Linked DNA regions of Mus musculus: region 2 is linked to region 1. A link is a loop called in an ENCODE intact Hi-C map of the cell type or tissue named here. Cell type or tissue: left cerebral cortex. All regions are shown on one strand. Each heading gives the region's core, and the rest is flanking DNA. Links, peaks and the distances in the headings are about the cores only. Region 1 overlaps Unc93b1 (unc-93 homolog B1, TLR signaling regulator). Region 2 holds the start of Ndufv1 (NADH:ubiquinone oxidoreductase core subunit V1).

Region 1 (10,482 bases), core at 1-8,000:
TCTTTGCCTGCACTGGTTTTGCCCTGGTAAGAACAGACAAGATGTCTGGCTAAACTTGAATTTCAGATGCACAGCATATACATGTATAAATATGTATGAGTATATTCTGAATTATTCCCCTCCCTCTTTCTCTTCCCTCTCTCAGCCCCATTGTCTTTTACCATGAACAAGTCATTTTTCAACTTTTTGTAGTTAGAATGGAGATGCTTTCACCCTTTCTACCAGCCTTAGAGGGAGTTAATACCAGGAGACCCAGAGAGGACAGGTGTGAACTAAAACGGCATCTGGTGTGGGAAGGGCTTGGGACCAACCGGCCTCCTTGTGCTCTCCTCCTTAGGGCTACGGCGTGTGCTCCATGGGGCTGGAGCGACTGGCATACCTGCTCATAGCTTACAGCCTGGGTGCCTCAGCCTCCTCGGTTCTGGGGCTGCTGGGACTGTGGCTGCCTCGCTCTGTCCCGCTCGTGGCTGGGGCAGGACTGCACCTACTGCTCACCCTTAGCCTCTTTTTCTGGGCTCCTGCTCCTCGGGTCCTCCAGCACAGTTGGATCTTTTACTTCGTGGCTGCCCTCTGGGGTGTGGGCAGCGCCCTCAACAAGACCGGACTTAGCAGTGAGTACAGCCTTAGGAACTGGCACACCTGAGGTGGGGGAGAGGCAGGCTGTGGTCACCTCTAGGTGGCTCAGAACTGTTAGCATCCTATGGGTTCTGTGGACACAGTCGAGGCAGGTAGAGATTGCTTGGCATAGTCTGGGGTGAAAAGACTTCTGTGGACACTGTAGAGATGGTTGGAGAAGTCCCATGGATACTCTTGAAGGGTGTAGAAGTTCCATGCTGTAGCAGGTGGGCATCACACTGAGGGGTATACATGTGAAGTCTTGTGAGTACACGGGTGGGTGTGGGCTCAGTGAAGAGACCTGGGGAGAGTATATAGAAATACACACCAGCACTCAGGGATATGTTAGCATAATTTCTGAGCACGGGAAACAGATCCTGAGTTCCAGGCTCCAGGGAGGGAGAGGGTGCCAGGTGCTTGTCTGTCCTGCAGGGTGTAGGTGCAGAACTGGACTCTTTCTTTTCTGTTTCTATTTCTCAGGGTCTCACTATGTAGCCTCAGCTAGTCTGGCATTCACCATATAGATTCCAGATTGGCCTTGAACCCATAGAGATTCACATGTTTCTACCTCCCAAGTGCTAGAATCAAAGTCATATGCCACCACACTCAGCCTTTTTCCTTCTTCTTCAATTATATGTTTTGAGACAAAGCCTTACACTGTAGCCCAGGCTGGCCTGGACTCACCATGTAGCTCAGGCTGACTTTAAACAAGTTTGATTCTATCTTAGATCCCTGAGTGCTGGAATTACCCCAGCCCCCTATTCTCCTTTTTTCTTTTTAGTTAATTCTTTAAAAAGATTTGTTTATTTATTATATGTAAGCACACTGTAGCTGTCTTCAGACACACCAGAAGAGGGCATCAGATCTCATTATGGATGGTTGTGAGCCACCATATGGTTGCTGGGATTTGAACTCAGGACCTTTGGAAGAGTAGTCAGTGCTCTTAGCCACTGAGCCATCTCTCCAGCTTGTTTTTGTTTTTGAGACAGGGTTTCTGGGTAGCCTTGGCTGTCCTAGAACAAGCTCTGTAGACCAGGCTAGCCTCAAACTCAGATATCTGCCTGCCTCTTCCTCCCAAAACTTAAAAATTAATATTATTTATTTATTTATAATGCATATGTGTATGAATGTGGGAGTAAGATGTCATGGCATGAACGTGGAGTCCAGAGGATAGTTGGTGGAAGTCGATTTTCTCCGTCTACCACATATGTCCTGGGGATTGAACACAGAAAGGTTAGGCTTGGTGTCAGGTGCCTTTTACCCACTAAGCCATCTCATTTGCTCTTCTTTTTCTCTCTTTTTCTTTCTTTCTTTCTTTTCCCTTTTTTTGTTTTTTGGTTTTTTTGTTTTGTTTTGTTGTGTTTTGACATGGCCTTTGTATATATCCTTGTTTGGCCTAGAAATTGTTATGTAGACTAGGCTGGCCCCAAACTCACAGAGATCAGTCTGCTTGAGTCTCCCCCATTCTGGAACTAAGGTGTGCTTTCATACCTGGATGGATTTTTGTTTGTAACGAGGATCAAGGTACAGTCCAAACCCAGCTTGCCCAACCTCAGAATCCATGCTCAAACCTGGGCAGCTGGAGTGAGAGCCTGAGAAAAGAAGCTATGGTAGGCCAGGCTTCAGCTGCGTGGGGGCTCCCTGGGTATGTGTGAGATGGGTTTGTGTTGGTGACAGACAGCTGGCACACGTGAGTGCAGCCGTGTAGGTTGTCCTTACTGGCACTGATCCTCATGGTCTAATGCTGTTGACAGTTTCAAGTGTCCCCACCTCCCCAAGTCACATGATGGACGTGTTCATGCTCTGAGCTGGACCAAGCTTAGCAAGGTCAGCCAGGGCTGTGCAATCTTCATACTTGAGAGCTTTTAATCCATCAGACAACCCATATAAACTCTTTTCAAAGTTGGGCCAGCTTTGGAGATTTCAGTCGTTTTCCTGAAATCGCCCTTAATGTGACCTTTGAACCTTTACTTTTTCCAGTCCTGAGCTCCAGAGTCTCAGCTCCAGTTGCTGTTTCTCTACCACCTTGAGGTGAACCCTCAGGAAACCAGCTCCTCCCCCGCCGGCTCCGCCCCCAGGAAACCAGCCCCCGCCCCCAGGCTTGGCTTGTGAAAAGTTAGTTGCTGAAATGTATAGGAGTTAGGCTCTGGTTCTGCCTCCCAGCCCCATGCTCTCAGAAATAAGACTCAGACTCAAAATATATTTACAAATACCTTGGCCATATAGCTAGGCTCTACTCTGATCATAACTAAAATATCTATATATTTTAGATCATAAGTAAAATATCCCATTTATTATAACCTGCATTCTGCCATGGGGCTGGCCTGTGCTCAGGTGCTATGTGTCCTGTTGCTCACATCTTCCCAAGCTGATCTCCTGAGAGTGGCTCTATCCCAGAATTCTTTCTGCCTCTCAGATATCCCACCTTCTATTTCCTGCCTATTCCTTCTATTTTCTGAGCCCCTGGCAAGGTAGAGAAACAGCAGCTGAGTGCTTGGCACACTGGGTGATGGGTCAAAAGCAGACAGGATTCAGTGGAGGGTCCTTGCACCTCTGGGCTCATCTTGACAGTGTAGTAACAGAAGTCTCCAGTAGGGGCCAGGCGAGGATTGGTGCACAGCTCTTGCTGGTCTTCCTAGCTCAGTCTCAGGAACTGAGATGGAACTGGTACAGGGTTCCTTACCTGCTTTGTGCCTTTACCTGCAGCACTCCTGGGCATCCTATATGAAGACAAAGAGAGGCAGGACTTCATCTTCACCATCTATCACTGGTGGCAGGCCGTGGCCATCTTTGTTGTGTACCTGGGCTCCAGCTTGCCCATGAAGGTGAGGATGGGTGGAGTTTGGGTATCCATGCCTCACTGGGAAACAGACTTGGATTTCATAGCCTCCTAAATGCAGTACTTTCTAAAGGCCAAGCACTGAGCCAAGGACCCCTTAGTCCATGGGGTAAACCCAGTACCCCAGTGACTGTTTTACCTGCTAGCCTCGGTCCTGTGGGCACACTCGGCTGAGCTGTGGGTGGTTGGATCACCTGCTCACTAGCTTCTGGACTTCTGGACACCCAGGGCCTCCCATTTCAGCTCCTATAGGAATGAGCTCTTCTATGCTTTTACATTGTTTTGACGATATAGCTCTGGCTGTCCTGGAACTCTGTAGACCAGGTTGGCCTCAAACTCACAGAGATCCACTTGCCTCTGCCTCCCAAGTGCTGGGATTAAAGGCATGCACCATTATACTGGGCTTGTTTTGTTTTTAAACAAAATGGTATCCCTGGCTGGCCTGGAACTCCCTGTATAGACCTAGCAGGCTTGGAACTCACAGATTCCCCTGCCTCTGCCTCCTGAGTGCTGGGATTAAAGGTGATTTTGGTTTGTTACTGACTGTGCTGGAGGTGGGAGCCAGGGTCTTTCTTGCTACCTATCAGTGTACCTGAGGTTCCTAGCCTGTTCCTAACCCAAGCCTGTCATTTTAGCAGGTCCTTCTCACATGTTTTTGTTCCATTTTTCTGTATCATTGGGCCAGGATCTCAAGGTAGCCCAGACTGACCTCAGCCTTCTATGGGCTGAGATGACTGACAGGCCTGTACTGACAGGCCCAGCTTTGTGCAGCATTTTTTTTTTTAAGAAAGCAAAATGAATCGAAAAAGCAAGGAATCAGAGTACAAAGTACAAATACAAAACTATTTGTGTGTTTCTTTCTGGGCTGTGGGTTACAGTCAAACTGTCTGAAGAGAGGAGTAGGCGTGCTCAGAGGTGAGCACCTTCCTGGTACATGCATGGCTCACCCCAACACTGAAGACAAAAAGAAAAAACACTGGAAAGATTTACTGTGCCCTCCCTGTAGTGGATTTGAATATCAATATATCTGTATCTATATCGGTATCTGTATCTGTATCTATAGCTACATTTTATCCCCCACACATAGTCTCAAAATGTAGCCCCAGCCTGCCTTGACCTCTTAGACCCCCTGCTCCCACTTCTCAAGCCATGGGATTAAGAGGCTGGTGCCTCTATGCACACCTGCCTGTGTGCTACTGTGTTTAGGGCAATGGACTAGTTTAACTGTGGTTCAGGGAAGTCAGGCCTACTTTTAGACTTTCTCAGACCTTCATGTTTTCTCTGAGACAAAGGGATTAGCCCCTTTTAGGTTGTGAAATTGAGCCCTGCTGAGATATGGTGACTTTAAAGTCTGTGTGGGGTTTGAGCCTTGTACTCAGAGACTGCCTTGGAAATCCTGGGTGAGGGGGCAGGGAAGGGAAGAGCCAGGAGGTGGGGGAGAAGGAAGACCTAAAGGAGTGTGGTGTCTCTCCTTTTCCTTGCTCCCAGGCCAAGCTGGCAGTGTTGCTGGTGACCCTGGTAGCAGCAGCAGCCTCATACCTGTGGATGGAGCAGAAGTTGCAGCAAGGATTGGTCCCGCGGCAGCCGCGCATTCCGAAGCCACAGCACAAAGTCCGCGGCTACCGCTACCTGGAGGAGGACAACTCGGATGAGAGTGACATGGAGGGCGAGCAGGGTCAGGGGGACTGCGCAGAGGACGAAGCACCACAGGCAGGGCCCCTGGGTGCAGAGCCAGCTGGCCCCTGCCGCAAGCCCTGTCCCTATGAACAGGCTCTGGGTGGCGATGGGCCTGAGGAGCAGTGAGAGAACCAGGGTGGCCAGCCTGGCCCTTAGACTCAGCTTTCTGCCTTCCAGCCTCAGTTTACTGTATCTCAGGTTGAGGGTCCCCCCCCCCCCCGAATCATGCTCCACCTGCTAGAAGGGCCTTCTTCCTCTTCCCAGAGCCTGGGGTCACCTGGAACTTCCTCCAAGGAGATAAGGGTCACTCTCCGAAACCCCTATTCCTGTTTACAGAATATGCCTCTGCCTAAATCAGCGAGATTCCCTTCCGGCCTGCCTCGGCTCAGGTCACCCTCTGCCCCTGTGTTACAACTAGAGCTTTGCACATTTCTTGCCCACAGGTTCCCTAACCTCAGAGCAGGGGGCTTTTATTTTTATTTTTTAATGGAAAATAATCAATAAAGACTTTTGTATTTTCTGGAGAGGGTGTAGGTTGTGTTCTGGTCGACCCCATGGGGGTTTTTCCCCACAGAACAAAATCTTTAGCTTGTTGTGGGGAGGGTTCAGTTACGCCGTGGAGAATATGTCCCTTATAAGCCTCGCCAAGACCTATGTCTTTTCCTGGAAGTACAGCTTATTGGCTGCACCTATTCACCCAGGAGCGAGGGTTACAGAAATGGTTTGCAGAGACCTCTGCAGAGGAGTACCGTCTCTCCTGAGCCTAGAGAATAGGACAGATGCTAGAGGCCACTCTCCCTCCAGGTAGCCAGTGATGGCCCACCCATCATCCCCAACCCGTACGTACCCCAGAACACAAGCATGGCCTTTTCCCTCTTGAAGTGTATCTTCCCAGCTCAGGGGCTGCCTTATTTATGGACCCTGGATAAACTTGGTCACTGCTCTTTTCTTTGACAACCTCAGAGGCAAAGAAGAGGCCAGACCCCTGTGGCCCTGTCCAAGGCCCCTCTTCACCCCCACCACTCACTCCATCAGAGACTGACACCCATTGTGAAGAGCCCTGAGTGGCTGGGGGAGGACAAAAGAGCCATGGCAGAGTCATGGGGACCCCAGCTGGGTTCTGGCAGGTTCTCTGCTAGGACCAAGACTTTTCCTATCCTTGAAGACCCTTGAGCCCTGGCCATACATACCCCTATCGCTATCTTACTGCTCCACACTAAGCTATCAGGGTCCTCCTGCTGTTCCCCAGGTTTCTGGCTCTCCTCCCCTCTAGCCTCTCTAGCCTCCAGCCATCCCTAGAGCTGGACTCTGTGACCTCGTTAGGGCTCCCCCATTGGAGCCCTAGGTTGCTTCTCTGTGGAATGTATCTGCATAGGAGAATTGTTAGACCCTCAGATCCAAGGCCCACAGGCTGGAGGGTACTCTCAGGGACAGCAGGAGATTGTCCATTTTCTAAGATTTGGGGGAAAGCGGTCTGCCTGAGCACACTGGGCAAGCTGAGCAGAAATGATCACACTGTGTGGCAGGCAAGTTTGGCCACAAGCCTGTGCTCTGTCTGTGAATTCAGTCTGGGTGTGGCTTCAGTGCTCGGGAGACTGAGGCATGAGGATTGCTGAGGGTTTGAGGCCAGTCTGGGTGGCATTCTGAGCTCAAAGCCTCAGTTACTCATTTACAAAACAAGTTTGAAACTGACTTGGACTCCACTACAAAACCCTGTCTCAAACCAACCAACCAAACAACTAAACAAACACTACGCCCCAAACAAGCAGAGTCATCAGAATCCCTCCATGGAGTCAGGTGTGGTGACATCCTGGTGGCAGTTGGAAGTGAGACCTGGAGAGGGAGCACACAGTCACTGACACACCAACCTAACTCCCAGGGCTCTGATGGCGCCACCTTAGAATCACAGGATTTGTGAGGTTGAGGCAAGAGGATTGTTGAGTGCAGTTTTAAAGTCAGTCTGTGCTATCTGGTGAGACTGTCTCAGAAAAGGAAGGAAGGAGGGAAGGAAGGAAGGAAGGAAGGAAGAAAAGAAATAATAGAAATAGAACTAGAACTAGGGAAGGAGGGAGATCTGCTCAGATCAGGCCAGTGACATTAACTGGCAAAGCCAGAGGAAATATTCATGATTTTTGTGCTATTTTTAATATATATTAAGATTTTATTTTTAAGTATGTGTATATCTGTGTGGGGTTATGTGCATGTGAGGGCAGTGCCCGTTGAGACCAGAAGAGGGCGTTAGAACTCCTGAGAGCTGGGGTTAATAGGTAATTGTGAGCTACTTGATGTGGGTGCTGGGAACTGAATTCAAGTCCTCTTAAAAGAACAGGAAATGCTTTTAACAATGGAGCCATCTTTCCTTCCCCCATCCCTATTCTTTATATTTTAAACACTTAAATATTGCAGAAAGCATAAAAGAAAATGAAGGTTTTGTGTGTTTCAAATCTTGGGTTCTTCATAATATAAAATTTGGCTTGGATGGGGTCAGAATACTTTTTCTGTGGGTCCAGGATTGTAAAGTTCACTGCTAGTTTCCCATGCTTTGATACGTGTGTCTGTCCCTTCTGGTCTCATGGAGCCTGACTGTGTCCTCAGATGCCCCAACACAGGCCTGAGATGCTGCTCAGCAAGATGACATGGGGAACTAGATATTATGGGGCACAGCTTTTATCCCAGCACTAAGGAGAGATAAGCAAGAAGATCTCTGTAAGCTTGGAGCCAGCCTGGTCTTCTACATAGTGAGTTTCAGGACAGCCAGGGCTAACTAGACTCTGACTCAGGACAACAAAGATGACATGTGGCTGCTACCACACAGTGTTGTCATGGGAGAAGGTGGCTCCTCCTCTTCCTCCTCCTCTCTCCTCCTCCCCTCCTTCCCCTCCCCTCCTTCTCTTCCCCCACCTCTTTCTCCCTTCCTCTTCCTCCTCTTCCTCTTCTTGACCCAGGGTTTCTCTATGTATCTATGCCTGTTCAATATGTAGAACCAGGTTGGCCTCAAATTCACAGATATCTAGCTTCAGCCTCTGCTTCCCAGGCTGGGAGTTAAGGCATATTCCATTATGCCTGGCCAAGGTGATAGATAGCTTCTTATGCCACAGCTATGGTTACCATCTGCTTGGGAACCTCAGACTCTCAGCCTCTATCTTACTTCACAAGGCTCCACTTCTCAGCTGCATGTTGTTGGGTTTCTGGGCTAGAGACAATGGCACAGGCCTTGGCCTCTCACTGTGAATGATGCTTCGGAGCTTTTAGAAGAACCTCTCCTGACGTCATAAGGACTCAGCACCCTTAGGAGAGTGGAGCCTTGTTTTCTTTTCTCTCAACACTCTATGGATGATGTATCAGTCTCTGCTCTGTTGTTATGATAAAATATCCTGATAAAGGCCACGTGAGAGAGGAAGAGTTTATTTTGGCTTACAGTTCCTGAGGGATGGGCAGACATAGCAACAGGCAAGGAGAGCTGGTGTGGAGGGTGAGGCATAAGCAGGAAGTGTTGATTACATTGCATTTACTCTCAGGAAGCTGAGTGAACAGTGGGGCTGGGGACAGGCTATAACCCTCACAGTCTGTCCCCAAGTGCAGAGCCACCAACTGGAGGCTACACTGTGATATAAACACAGATGAACATGTTTATGTCATTCTTTTTTTTAAATTATTTTTTATTTGGGGCTGGAGAGATGGTTCAGTGGTTAAGAGCACTGGCCGTTCTTCTAGAGGTCCTGAGTTCAATTCCCAGCAACTACATGGTGGCTCACAATCATCCATAGTGAGATCTGATGCCCTCTTTTGGCTGGCAGGTATATGTGCAGGTAGAGCACTCATATAATAAAATAAATAATTTTTTAACAATTATTTTTATTTTATGTACATTGGTGTTGTGGCTGCATGTATGTCTGTGTGAGGGTGTCAGATCCCCTGAAACTGGAGCTACAGAGACTTGTGAGCTGGCATGTGGGTGCTGGAAATTGAACCCAGGTCCTCTGGAAGAGCAGCCAGTGCTCTTAACTCCTGAGACATCTCTCCAGTCCCATGTTTAAGTCTTTCAATAAGGTTGTAATTGATTGAATAGCAATAAATTCACACAGTTCAGCAGTTTCAATGATGGCAACTTCTAGATAATCTGCCTACCTTGGCAGCCTGACCATGTTCTTTTATTACTAATATTAATTCATATCACACAGCACACAATAACTATATCTACATATGTGTATACAATGAATTTATGAATTAATAAAAGTTCAAGAGGGCATAGCAGCATTTGGAAATGGGCTGGAAGGAATGCAAATGAATGTATTCATAAAATGAGAGAAAGCTGGATGCGGTGACACACAACTTTAACCCAGTACTCAGAGGCAGAAACAGGATGATCTCTGTGATCTTGAAGCCAGTCTGCTCTACCTAGTGTCTTAGTTTAGGGTTACTATTGCTTGGAGGCAAGGGCATATTTGGCCTACACTTCTATATCACTGTTCATCGTCACATGAAATCAAGATAGGCATTCAAACAGGGCAGGGACCTGGAGGCAGGAGCTGATGCAGAGGCCATGGAGGGATGCTGCTTACTGGCTTGCTCATCATAGCTTGTTCAGCCTGCTTTCTTTCTTTTTCAAGTTTTTTTTTTTAAGATTTATTTATTTTTTTTTTATTATATGTAAGTACACTGTAGCTGTCTTCAGACACTCCAGAAGAGGGAGTCAGATCTCATTACGGATGGTTGTGAGCCACCATGTGGTTGCTGGGATTTGAACTTCGGACCTTCGGAAGAGCAGTCAGGTGCTCTTACCCACTGAGCCATCTCACCAGCCCTTTCTTTCTTTTTTTAAAGAGTTGTTTAATTTATGTATGAGTACACTGTCACTGTCTTCAGACACACCATAAGAGGGCATCGGATCCATTATAGATAGTTGTGAGCCACCATGTGGTACCAGGAAATTGAACTTGTGACCTCTAGAAGAGCAGTCAGTGCTTGTAACCGCTGAGCCCTCTCTCTAGCCCTTGTCTTTGTCTTGTCTATGTGGTTTCATGTAGCTTTGGTTCATATGGAATTCGCTAGAACTCATAGTAGTCCTCTTGCCTCTGCCTCTCTACAGCTGGGATACAAGCATGGCAGGTGGATCTCCATGAGTTCAAGGCCAGCATGGACTCCAGAGCGAGTTCTAGGACAACCAGGGCTATACAGAGAAATTAAAAACAGTCTTGAAAAACAACAAACAAACAAACAAACAAACAAACAAACAGTGACAGAGGGCCCCTCTCTGGGGATTCCAAGGTGTGAGAGGCCAAAGCATCCCAGAATCAACATATTGAGGTCTGGATAGTGGATGGAGAACCAGGGGCCTGGAACCATGGGCA
Region 2 (10,640 bases), core at 1,770-9,769, 64 kb after region 1:
AAGACCAGTGTTCGGAGGAAGACCCTGAACCCTGAGTTCAATGAGGTGGGTCATGGCTGGGAGACCCCAGTCCAGTGTCCTCTTGATTTAGCAAACCTGCTGAGCCTGTTTCTTAAGCTCCAAAGAACTCACATCTTTACTGTTCCTTTCCCTACAGGAATTCTTTTATGCAGGTCATCGGGAGGAGCTAGCCCAGAAGGCACTGCTGGTGTCTGTGTGGGACTATGACCTGGGCACAGCTGATGATTTCATTGGTGAGCAGAAACACGGGGTGCAAGAGGGAGCCTCAGGAACTCTGAGGGCTACTAAGCCATCTCTTGGCAGGTGGGGTGCAGCTGAGTGGCAGAGCCAGTGGGGAACGCCTGCGCCACTGGCGGGAGTGCTTAGGCCACTGTGACCACCGGCTGGAACTGTGGCACCTGCTGGACAGCGTGCCCCCCCAACTTGGTGACTAGTCAGCACAGCACAGGGCCCTGCTGTGCAACCAGCTCAGGAGCCAAGATGTCTGCTGCATCTGGAAAGAGGTCTGGGCTATCACATCTGCTATGCATTGTCTCCTTCCAGTCATGTAACCCCCAAACACAAAGCAAAATAAACACCTGCTTCTGCCAGCTCGGAGTCTGCCCTTTCCCTAGGAATGTCTGCCTCTTCTATGCCCTCACCTCACAGGGCAGACCAGGCCCCTACTCTCCGCCTCTCACCCCTTAGAGCAGTGATTCTCAACCGTCCTAGTACTGTGACCCTTTAATACAGTTCCTCATGTTATGGTGACACCCAACCATAAAGTTATTTCTCTTCATAACTGTAATTTTGCTACTCTTATGAAATCCTAATACAAATACAATACACGACCCACAGGTTGAGAACCATTGCCTTAGAGGCCATGATGGACCAAATTTAAGACTGGGGGTGTGGTTCAGTGGCAGCATGTTTACCTACCTTGTCCAAAGCCCTGGGATTGGTCCCCTAGTGCCACAAAAAGAGAAGTGGGCCAAGTCCACCCCTCACTGCCCTGGTCACATTCTGCTTCCCTTGCCCAGGGAAGGAACAGATCTCTACACGTAGGTGAGGTATGGAGGGCAGAAAAGCAAAGTTCCAGACAAGCTATGGTTGGAGAGTGGACAGCACTTGTTTATTGTCCAGTTTCCCAAAGGGATGAGAAATTGTCAGGCTAGGGTGTGGACTCACGAGGCTGCCTGCCAGGCCCGGTGCTGCTGGGCAAATCGTTGCATCCGATCCTCAAGCTCTGGCCTGAAATGTCGGATCAGACCCTGGGAAGGTGAGGGAGGCTCTGTAAGAACCAGAGTTGCAAATTTCCAAAGCTCTGGGCTGTCAATGCCCCCACCTTAGTGTGACACAGCAGGGCAGTGTGTACCTGTACTGGCCAGGCAGCCCCATCACCCAGAGCACAAATGGTGTGGCCTTCTATCTGCTTGCTGATCTCCCACAGGGAGTCAATCTCAGCTGGCCGGGCATCTCCCTTCACAAATCGGGCCATCACCTTGTTCATCCAGTCAACGCCTGTAGCAGAACAACAAGAGGGGCCTGAGGGCCTCCCACCATGAAGGGGACAACCCTGAAGGGATGCAGGCCTCATGGGGGAAGGTTAAGAACAGCTCAGCAACTACATCCCAATCTTCCCAGGAAGCTCACCCTCACGGCACGGGGTACACTGGCCACAGCTCTCATGCTTGTAGAACTCAATGAGACGAGCGATGGCTTTCACAATGTCTGTCTAGGAGACAAGGAACAGTGCACAGACATCTTAGCCTCCCTCCCACAACAACCCTGACTTGGGTCCAGTGCTCTGGCCCATGCTCTCCCACTGTACAGGGTTTTAGTCTGTAGGAATTGGGAGCCAAGAGCCAGGCAGGAGAATTTTCAGAGAGGCTCAGGGAGGGAACACACCCAGGCTGGGAGGAGGTTTATGGGGCATGAGGTCCATTACCGAGCGATCCATAACAATAACTGCAGCCGTGCCCAGGCCTGTCTGAGCCTGCACCAGTGCATCGAAGTCCATTAGCACGGTCTCACACACAGATTTGGGAATCAGTGGAGTAGATGAGCCACCAGGAATCACAGCAAGGAGGTTGTCCCAGCCACCTGTGACACCACCTGTGACAATTTGCAAAAGGATTGTCATGGCTCTCCCACCGTGCCCTCTCCCAAGCACAGCCCCTGAGTTGGCTCCAGGCTTACCAGCATGTTTCTCAATCAGCTCTTTCAGTGGCACAGACATCTCTTCCTCCACAGTGCAGGGGTGGTTGACATGGCCAGAGATGTTAAACAATTTGGTACCTGAATTGCGTTCTCGGCCAAAGCCAGCAAACCAGGTGCCCCCACGACGGCAAATGGTGGGGGACACAGCCACTGTCTCCACATTGGCCACAGTTGTGGGGCATCCAAACACTCCTTCAAGGAAAAACAAGAGACTGGTGGATTTCCAGGAAAGGAAACTTGCTTTGTTTTTGGACACTGGGTTTCTCTGCATAACCTGACTATCCTAGAACTCACTCTGTTGACTAGGATGGCCTTGAACTCGAGATTCACCCACCTCTGCTTTTCGAGTGCTGGGATTAAAGGCATGCACCACCTGCCCACTGGGAACATGACTCTTGTTAGTGGGATGTCCTGCTCTTGTCTCCTCATCGCTCCTGGCCCACACTGTACCCAACTCCAGGGCAGCATCTCCTATTCACCATCACACCTCTAGCTCCTGGGACAGGAAGAAAGTACACAGCCCAGAGGGGACATGGGTATCTGATGTTAACTGAAGGCTGTGGGTGGCACTGGCAGAGGCTATACTATTAACACCTTCCTCATCAACCTGTCCTCCTCTCCAAAGGGCACAGAAAAATACTGCAAGAACCACCCAGAAGGCACCTGGTCAGATCCAGGATCCCACAGAGCTGAGCCTTAGGGAAGAGGCAGGGCTGGGCAGAGTCTTACCCACATCTGCTGGAAAGGGCGGCTTCAGGCGTGGCTTTCCCTGCTTGCCTTCAATGGATTCAATAAGTGCCGTCTCTTCTCCACAGATGTAGGCCCCAGCCCCACGCACCACAAACACATCAAAATCATAGTCGGAGCCACAAGCATTCTTGCCAATCAGACCTGCTTCATAGGCCTCTCGGATAGCTACCTGTGGGACAAGGTCTAAGTTCCCCAGCCCTACTGTACCCCAAGAGTCAGCCTCCAATCCAGGGCCCATGGAACCCTTGAAGACTTCCTAAGTTGAACTTTGGAGCACAAAAAGGAAGAACTCTGGGCCCAGGTCATGTTGTTGATGGATGCAGGAATGCCACCCCCACCTCCCACCAACCCAATTGCTGGCCCCAAACTGGTACTACCATCTAAGAATGGTTGTGCCAGGAAAGACGACAGCATGTGAGGTGAGGTGTGCCTGCACCATCAGCCAGCGCTCATGTTCTCACCTGCAAATTGGAGGCCTCGTTGTAGAATTCCCCTCGGATGTAGATATAGGCGGCCCGGGCTCCCATGGCCCGGCCTCCCACAAGGCAGCCTTCCACCAGCTTGTGAGGGTCATGACGCATGATCTCTCGGTCCTTACAGGTGCCTGGCTCTCCCTCGTCAGCATTCACCACCAGATACTTGGGCCTGTGGGGTCCTGCACATCAGTCAGGCTACAGACCCACCAGGACCCAGTTCTCAAACTTCATTCCGTCTACACTCAGAGAAGCCTCAAGGCAGTTGATCTTCTGTGCCCTACCCAAGGCTCTCTTTGTGTCACACCGATGACAGGACTCTGCCTATTTCATCCGTGACCACGTATGTCCACAAGATAAGCCATGTTCTCCTGAGAGAACAAATCCAACATCTCTCCCTGGGCTTCCCTTGAGAGTCAATTCAGTTCTTGGTCGTAAGAGGTCTGCAACCTCTACCACAGCCTTGAGGCTAACAGGAGGTAGAGTGGTTGACTTTTTAAAAAATGAGCAGGTAGTGGTGGTACACACCTTTCACCCCAGCACCCAGGAGGCAGAGATGGGTGGATCTCTGAGTTCAAGGCCATCCTGGTCTACAGAGTGAGTTCCAGGACAGCCAGAGCTACACAGAGAAGTCCTATCTTGAAAACAATATTTCTGTTTATTACATTTATTTACTGGTGGTGGCAGCATGTGCCATAACACATGTGAAGTTCAGGGATCAACTTGTGGGAGTCAGCTCTCTCTCTCTCTCTTTCATGTGGGTTCTAGAAGTGACCTCTGGTCACCAGGCTTGAAGCCAGGCTCCCTTACCTGCTGAGCCATTATGCCAACCGAGTGGTTAACTTTATAATTTGCATTCTAGGTGTCTAGGTGTCTACTGAAGTTGCAGGTCAAAAACTGAACCAACATTATCTTTTTAACTTCTGCATATCATACTCAGACACACACCCATACACATACAAAAGAAAAAAGAAAAAGAAGAAGAAGAAAAAAAGAGGAATTCAAAAGGACCAGATTCTCCAAAGCTTGCTAAGTATTAAAAGGCAAAGGTGGAATTTGAATAATAAGGTCTGCCTAAATGAAAATCTTGTATGGATTGTAACATCTTAAGTCTCTGCTGAGGAAAGAGATAGCTCTTAAGTTAAGGATAGATATATCCTCTCTTACAGCCTGCTAAGTTTCCCAGCATCAGCCCCAAAACCCAGTGATCCAGCAGCCCCTCCTGTATCCTGCAACCAGAGCTTAGGATATTTCCCCAACAAACCTGCCATCTGAGGGCTTATTCATGAAGCTCCACTTGAGGCCAGTGGGGAAGCCAGCACCACCACGGCCCCGTAAACCTGATGTCTTCATCTCACCCAAGATCCAGTCAGGCCCCTTCAGCAGGATCTCCTTTGTCTTGTACCAGTCACCCCGTCTCAGGGCACCTTTCAGCCTGGACAGAGTAGGAAATGATGTGAAGGAGAAGTCCTGCTCTGGGACCCAGCAGGCCATGGGCACTGTCTCACCTCCAGTCATGGCGCCCATACAGGTTGGTAAAGATCCGGTCTTCATCCTTCAGTGAGCCAAATGAGGTTTTCTTGGGTGCTGTCTGGGGAGATAGAAGGTCAGGAGGTCCAGAGCTCAGGGACCATGAGGGATTGGGGCAGAATTTTCAGCTTCTTGGGCCTTCCTACATATGAGGAGCTGGGCCACAGCAGGGGTAGAGGCTTCAAAGTCTTTGAAACATTGTAGCTCCCGACCACCATTTATATCAGTCCTTCCTGTTTAGAAGTTACAGAGCTAAACACTCTCAACGTTTCATCCCAATTCATCCTTGTAACATTCCTGGGATAGGATATTTCCTCCATTTTCCAAAGGAGGGGGGGGGGGCTCTAAACAAAAGGAACTTAGGGAAGGCCACAAAGCTAAAAGCAGATGGTCCCCACGGAGCCATGTCACACTTCAGCGACAGCACCAGCATTGCTTCCCCAAGACCAGCATAGATTTGTCTGACTCTTCCACTAGAGCAAAACCTGGCTAGGAGGGGCTTGATCTCCCTAACTCTGCTGAAGAGGTAGTACGTGGTCACTGATGGAAGAGAAGTGCCTCATTGGGGCTGGGGAACAAAATGGATTTGGGGTCTGAGATAAAGGAGAGGTGTGGACTGGAATGGTTCACGACTTGGTAGAAAGTGACCTGACATCCACTCCTACCTCCTTAAAAGTACTTCTCCTCAGGTGTAGTGGTGGATGCCTGTGGTCTCAGGAGCACCCAGAGAGGCTGAGACAAGAGGACCAACACTAATTTGAATACAGCCTAGAACTATATAATGAGCCCCTATCTCATAAAAAAAAAAAAATTCACAAAAGCGTTTTCCGGTCACTACTGGAAGCAAAATACTGTCGGGGGGTTGAGGAGATACACATCTTTTTCAAAACTGTTTTCTGAACTTTGAAATGGGGCGAAGACCCTGATACCCGGTAGGGCTGCGAGGAAGAAATAACAGATTATCTAAGACGCCTCAACACCTGCAAACCCTCACCCCAAGACGGGGTTGTTAAAACAAGAGTAGCTGGACTGGACATCGTCAGCCTGGAGTTGGGACCGTTAGTTTTTATCCAGACCGGGTGGTAGCTCGGAGAGGAGAGGACTCTGCAGAGGGGACCACAATCCCGCTCGCCGCTCGCCACTCCTCCGCCATAGGCGTGGGCCTGAATCAGGGCGGGCTCACCGTGCCGCTGCTGAAACGCACAGATACCCGCACGGGAACCAACCCGCCGAGAAAATGCCGTGCCGCTAGCATCGCGGGAGCCAGACGGGTCACCTCCGGCTGTCACCTTCACAACTCCGAACCGCGGGACCGGCGCGACAGAAACACACGGGGTGGGGAGCGCACAGGAAGTGCGTCACACATCCGCAGCCAGTGGCGTGTCCAGGGACCTCCGTTCCTTTGAGCTCTGTCCTCGGCCTCGCCCACTAAAGGTGCGCGGGCACAGAGACCGGAAATTTACTCTCGTGCTAGGCCTTCTGGGAGATGTAGTCCAGCTTGCCCAGACTCTCCTTTCTCGGAGACTCTTCCTTTTCCTAGTAAACCAGGCTCACGTGTCGCCCTCTGCTGGATCCCAAGTATTCCACTTCCTACAGACTTTGCGTCTAGTTGACACCAGCTATATATGCACGAATGGAAGCTGGTGAGAAAATTAGTTGGACTACAGCGGAATCGTCCTGATCTGGTGTAATTACGCTGAACTAGCCGAGCCCTGCTGAACTAAGCGCTCCCCCTGAGCATCCGTGTGCCTTGGAGAAGTACTCATTAACAAAAGAACCGGTGAGGTCCCTCACCTCCCACAAAGCTGCCCCAGAACCTTTGCATAGGACTTCTCAGGGCTGTGTGTCTGTAAACCTTTTAGAGCAATGCAGAGACCAGGGATGGTCAGTGAGTGTCACAGGCTCCCGCCGATGCTAAAAGGCTACTCCCTCCCCTTATCAGGGACCCCTTGGGGCTCTAGTTACACACTGCAGCCGGACTCCTGTCTTCAGAACCCAGCTCTAGAACAAAAACGTTTTGCTTGTTTTTCTTTTAAGATAAGTTTCATTTAGCTCTGGCAGGCCTGGAAATCACTATATGGCGTAGGCTGGCTTTCAACTTGCTGTGAGCCTTTGACTTCCTAATGCTAGATTCAAAAACCAGCCCCAGATATAAGAGTTTAAGAGTTTTCTTCCTTCCTTCCTTCCTTCCTTCCTTCCTTCCTTCCTTCCTTCCTTCTTTCTTTCCTTCCTTCCTTCTGCTTTGTCAGACAGAGTCTTACTATTCCCCTAATATGCTTTAAATTGAGCCTACAAGCTCACTTGGATGTCTATCTTGGTAATGGGAGACCTCAGCATGCTGGACTTCTGCAGAATAAAGCATTCTTTGTGTTTACATAGTATTTGAGTCCAGGGTATCAGGGGTCAGAAGGAGGGCAGCAGCATCATTAGACTACTTCATGCTTATTATGGGCGTCAGTTCCTTGGGGCAAGCCTGATCTTTACTGTCAGGATATCTAATTATTTCCTTTTCTTCTTTCTTCTCCTCTTCTTCTTCTTGTTTCTTCTTTGTGCACAACTACTTAATAACCTCTTGGTGTCCTAGCATTTATATACCCTCTAAAAACTCCACAGAATTCCAAATGTCACATCATCACAGAAACTATCTACAGCTGGAAAAATCATGTCCTTGCTAGAACACAAGGCAAATCATAGTCAGCTGCTGTGGACAGTCTGAAGCAGCTCTATATCCTCACACTTAGGATCAAAACAAAAACACATTCTGATAATATTTCTGTGGTTTTTTTTTCAAAGAAACCAAAACTCCAAAATTGTCACTACAATGTCTGACTTAGAAGTGTAGTATGTAAGAGACAGATGAATACCTGTTTGCTCAATACTGCCCACAGTGTGTGCTGGTCAGAAGGGTTTTTTGTTGGTTTGTTTTTTAACTTGCCATAAATTAGTCATTTGAAAAGGGGGACCTTTGACTAAGGGATTATTTTCATTAAGTTGCTGGTAGGCAAGTCTGTGGGAGCATTTTTTTTTTTGATTAAGGATTGATGTGGGAAGGCCAAGCCCACTGTGGGTTAAGTCATTCCTGAGCAGATGGTCCTGTATTGTATTAAAAAAAAAAAAAAAAACCTGAACAAGCCATGGGCAAGCAAACCAGTAAGTAGTGTTCCTCCATGGCCTTGGGTTCATTTCTGCCCACAGGAACCTTGAGTTCTTGCCGTTACTTCCCTCAATGAGGGACTGTGACATGGAAATGTATGCCTTTCCTCCCCAAGGTGTTTGCTTGTTTTGGTCATGGTATTTATCACTGAAATAGACAGCAAACTGGGACAGTAGCCCTAGATGGCCTTAACTCCGTGGGGGTGAAAATGAGCGTCTGTAGGATTTCCTCCCTGACTGGGAGAACTGTACCCAAAACCATAGTTTCCTTCCCATAGTGCTTGGCACTCAGCAGGACCCACAGCACTACTGACAAGCCTGTGACAGTCACTGGGTCCATCAGTGCTCCCAGAAGGGGCACCAAGAGCATCCACATCCTGCCTGAAGTGTCACAGCCTGGCAGGGCAGTCCCAGCCCCCCTCTACTTGGTAGAGAAGAGATGCCTGGGCAGAGCTAGAGATTACATAGCTAATCCAGGGCTTAGACCTAAGTCTGTGGATCATTTGGGGGGGCAGGAGGAGGGGTAACAGTGTGGAGCCAGGGCATCCCAGACCTTCCCCCATCCCCCATCCTAAGTACTCAGATCAGAGGGAGAAGTGCCAGGGACAAGATGCAGGTCATGGAAGTGACAGAAATGGAGAGTGGAGGACAGGACCCACATTCATCTAGTGTCAAGCTCAGCACCAAGTGCTTGCCATGTGTTATTCCCTTAAGTCTTCCACATACATCAAATAGAAGTGATTGACCCCATTTTCAGAAGCAGACAGTGTGGCTCTGATGCCACTCGGGCCTCCCCAGCTGGGTACAGGTGCCAGTGCACTTGCTTACCACGCTGCTTGAGTAAAGGGAGTCTGAGGTGGAGGCAGGAGGATTGCTACGAATTCAAAACCATCCTTGCATATATAGTGATACACAGGGAGACCCTTTCTCAAGGAAAAAACGTTTTTTTTAAAGGAGGCAGCAGGAGATGCTCCTTAGCTTGCCTGGAATGCTCAAGGCCCTCCCGGCCTTTGACCTCAGTAAAGAGGTGAGTGTCACGGAAAGGCAGAGAGAGGACAAGGAGACACAGAGGTCAATTAGCTGGTTGTACAGGCTCACACTTGTAACTCCAACACCTGGCAGACTAAGGCAGGATTGCCTTGTGTTTGAAACTAAGTTAGGCTAGAAAGAAAAAAACATTTAAAGGTCCATTCTGGTGTCATTTCCTAAGCAGTTTCCTCTGGAGGGTCCAAGGCCTGGTGCTCCCTTCTTTCTCAGCCTGTTCCCTGCTGTGTCGTTATCTGACCGAGCCAGCTCAGTCAGTCAACAGGGTCTCAAGCAAGGGCGTGAGGATTGAAAAAGAAAAACAGACAACATTATCACATGACTCCAGCCCACACTGAGGCTGAAACAGCTTTGTTTCTTACCAGCCTGCTTTTATATCATTCCAGGTATATCTAAAACACATGGTGAGTTCTTAGATCAAAAAGTAATCAAGTAGCCGGGCGGTGGTGGAGAATGCCTTTAATCCCAGCACTCGGGAGGCAGAGGCAGGTGGATTTCTGAGTTCGAGGCCAGCCTGGTCTACAGAGTTCCAGGACAGCCAGGGCTACACAGAGAAACCCTGTCTCAGAAAACCAAAAAAAGAAAAAAGAAAAAAAAGAAATCAAGTGAAGTAGTAAACAAGGAGATCACACAAGGAAACAATTAAGTGGTAAGCGAAGAGATCACATAAGGTAAGCAAAGCAGTAAACAGAGCCCATGGTCACGGTTTCTAATATTATTATCTGAGCCTACTTCCTTGCCTAAGCCCAGTGACGAATGCCAAATTCCTAGACGTGGAACCAAAAGCTCTCAACAGTTATCTGTCTCTCTGACTTCTGTCTGGACACTGGGCAATATGAGGGGCACCTGTCATCTCACATCTTCACACCCACTGTCCCTTCCAGTGGACACTCCTTTTCCTACGTCCACAGGCCCTTCATCATAGCCATGGCTCTTTATCTGCCACCTGGAACCTTTCAGGTCCCCTCTAATTCATTCTCTATAAATGTGGAACCAGCAGACATTTATAAATCCCAGGTCTGTTTTCCACCCCCACCCCACACACACCCTTCCCACCAGCCAGAAATTCTTCACAGTTCCGGGGCTGGAGAGATGGCTCAGTGGTTAAGAGCACTGACTGCTCTTCTGAAGGTCCTGAGTTCAAATCCCAGCAACCACATGGTGGCTAACAACCACTAGTAATGAGATCTGATTCCCTTTTCTGGTTTGTCTGAAGACAGCTACAGTGTACTTATTTATAATAATAAACACATCTTTGGGCAGGGACTGAGTGAACAGGGCCAACTGGAGCAATTAGGGTTGACTGGAGCAAGCAGAGGTCCTAAATTCAATCAAAACCCAATAACCACATGAAGGCTCACAACCATCTGTACAACTACAGTGTACTCATATACATACAATAAATAAATAAATTTTAAAAAGTTCTTAGGTCCAGTAAGTATTCAAGGCTCTGTCTGCACAGCTGGCGCA

Evidence for each region. Hi-C counts contacts between places; a loop is a spot of excess contacts. Peaks named below come from ENCODE experiments on the same cell type or tissue, not always from the same donor. Only the 100,000 strongest peaks of a DNase experiment are listed, where the experiment ranks them.
Region 2: it touches region 1 in a loop (9-fold over the local background); 13 of 42 quality-filtered maps call a loop at or near these places.

Annotation. Positions count from the first base shown.
Region 1 is chr19:3,943,686-3,954,167 of GRCm38, forward strand. It overlaps Unc93b1 (unc-93 homolog B1, TLR signaling regulator), which reads left to right. Exons shown (of 11, transcript NM_019449.2): 8 at 1-26; 9 at 338-611; 10 at 3,322-3,440; 11 at 4,943-5,655. The coding sequence ends at 5,257. Among named protein-coding and RNA genes, the nearest start is that of Aldh3b3, 9.9 kb to the right of the region's middle. In left cerebral cortex, for the core only: CTCF peaks have their summits at 3,207 and 7,406 (motif pointing right); a DNase peak (open chromatin) is centred at 3,214.
Region 2 is chr19:4,006,395-4,017,034 of GRCm38, forward strand. Ndufv1 (NADH:ubiquinone oxidoreductase core subunit V1) reads right to left here and starts at 6,361. Exons shown (of 10, transcript NM_133666.3): 1 at 6,157-6,361; 2 at 4,952-5,034; 3 at 4,708-4,878; 4 at 3,432-3,615; 5 at 2,950-3,139; 6 at 2,200-2,412; 7 at 1,949-2,115; 8 at 1,654-1,735; 9 at 1,376-1,521; 10 at 1,105-1,271. The coding sequence starts at 6,228. The coding sequence ends at 1,185. Doc2g (double C2, gamma) reads left to right here. Exons shown (of 11, transcript NM_021791.3): 9 at 1-45; 10 at 158-254; 11 at 325-611. The coding sequence ends at 455. In left cerebral cortex, for the core only: a CTCF peak has its summit at 6,540 (motif pointing left); a DNase peak (open chromatin) is centred at 6,427; H3K4me3 peaks cover 1,476 bases; H3K27ac peaks cover 578 bases.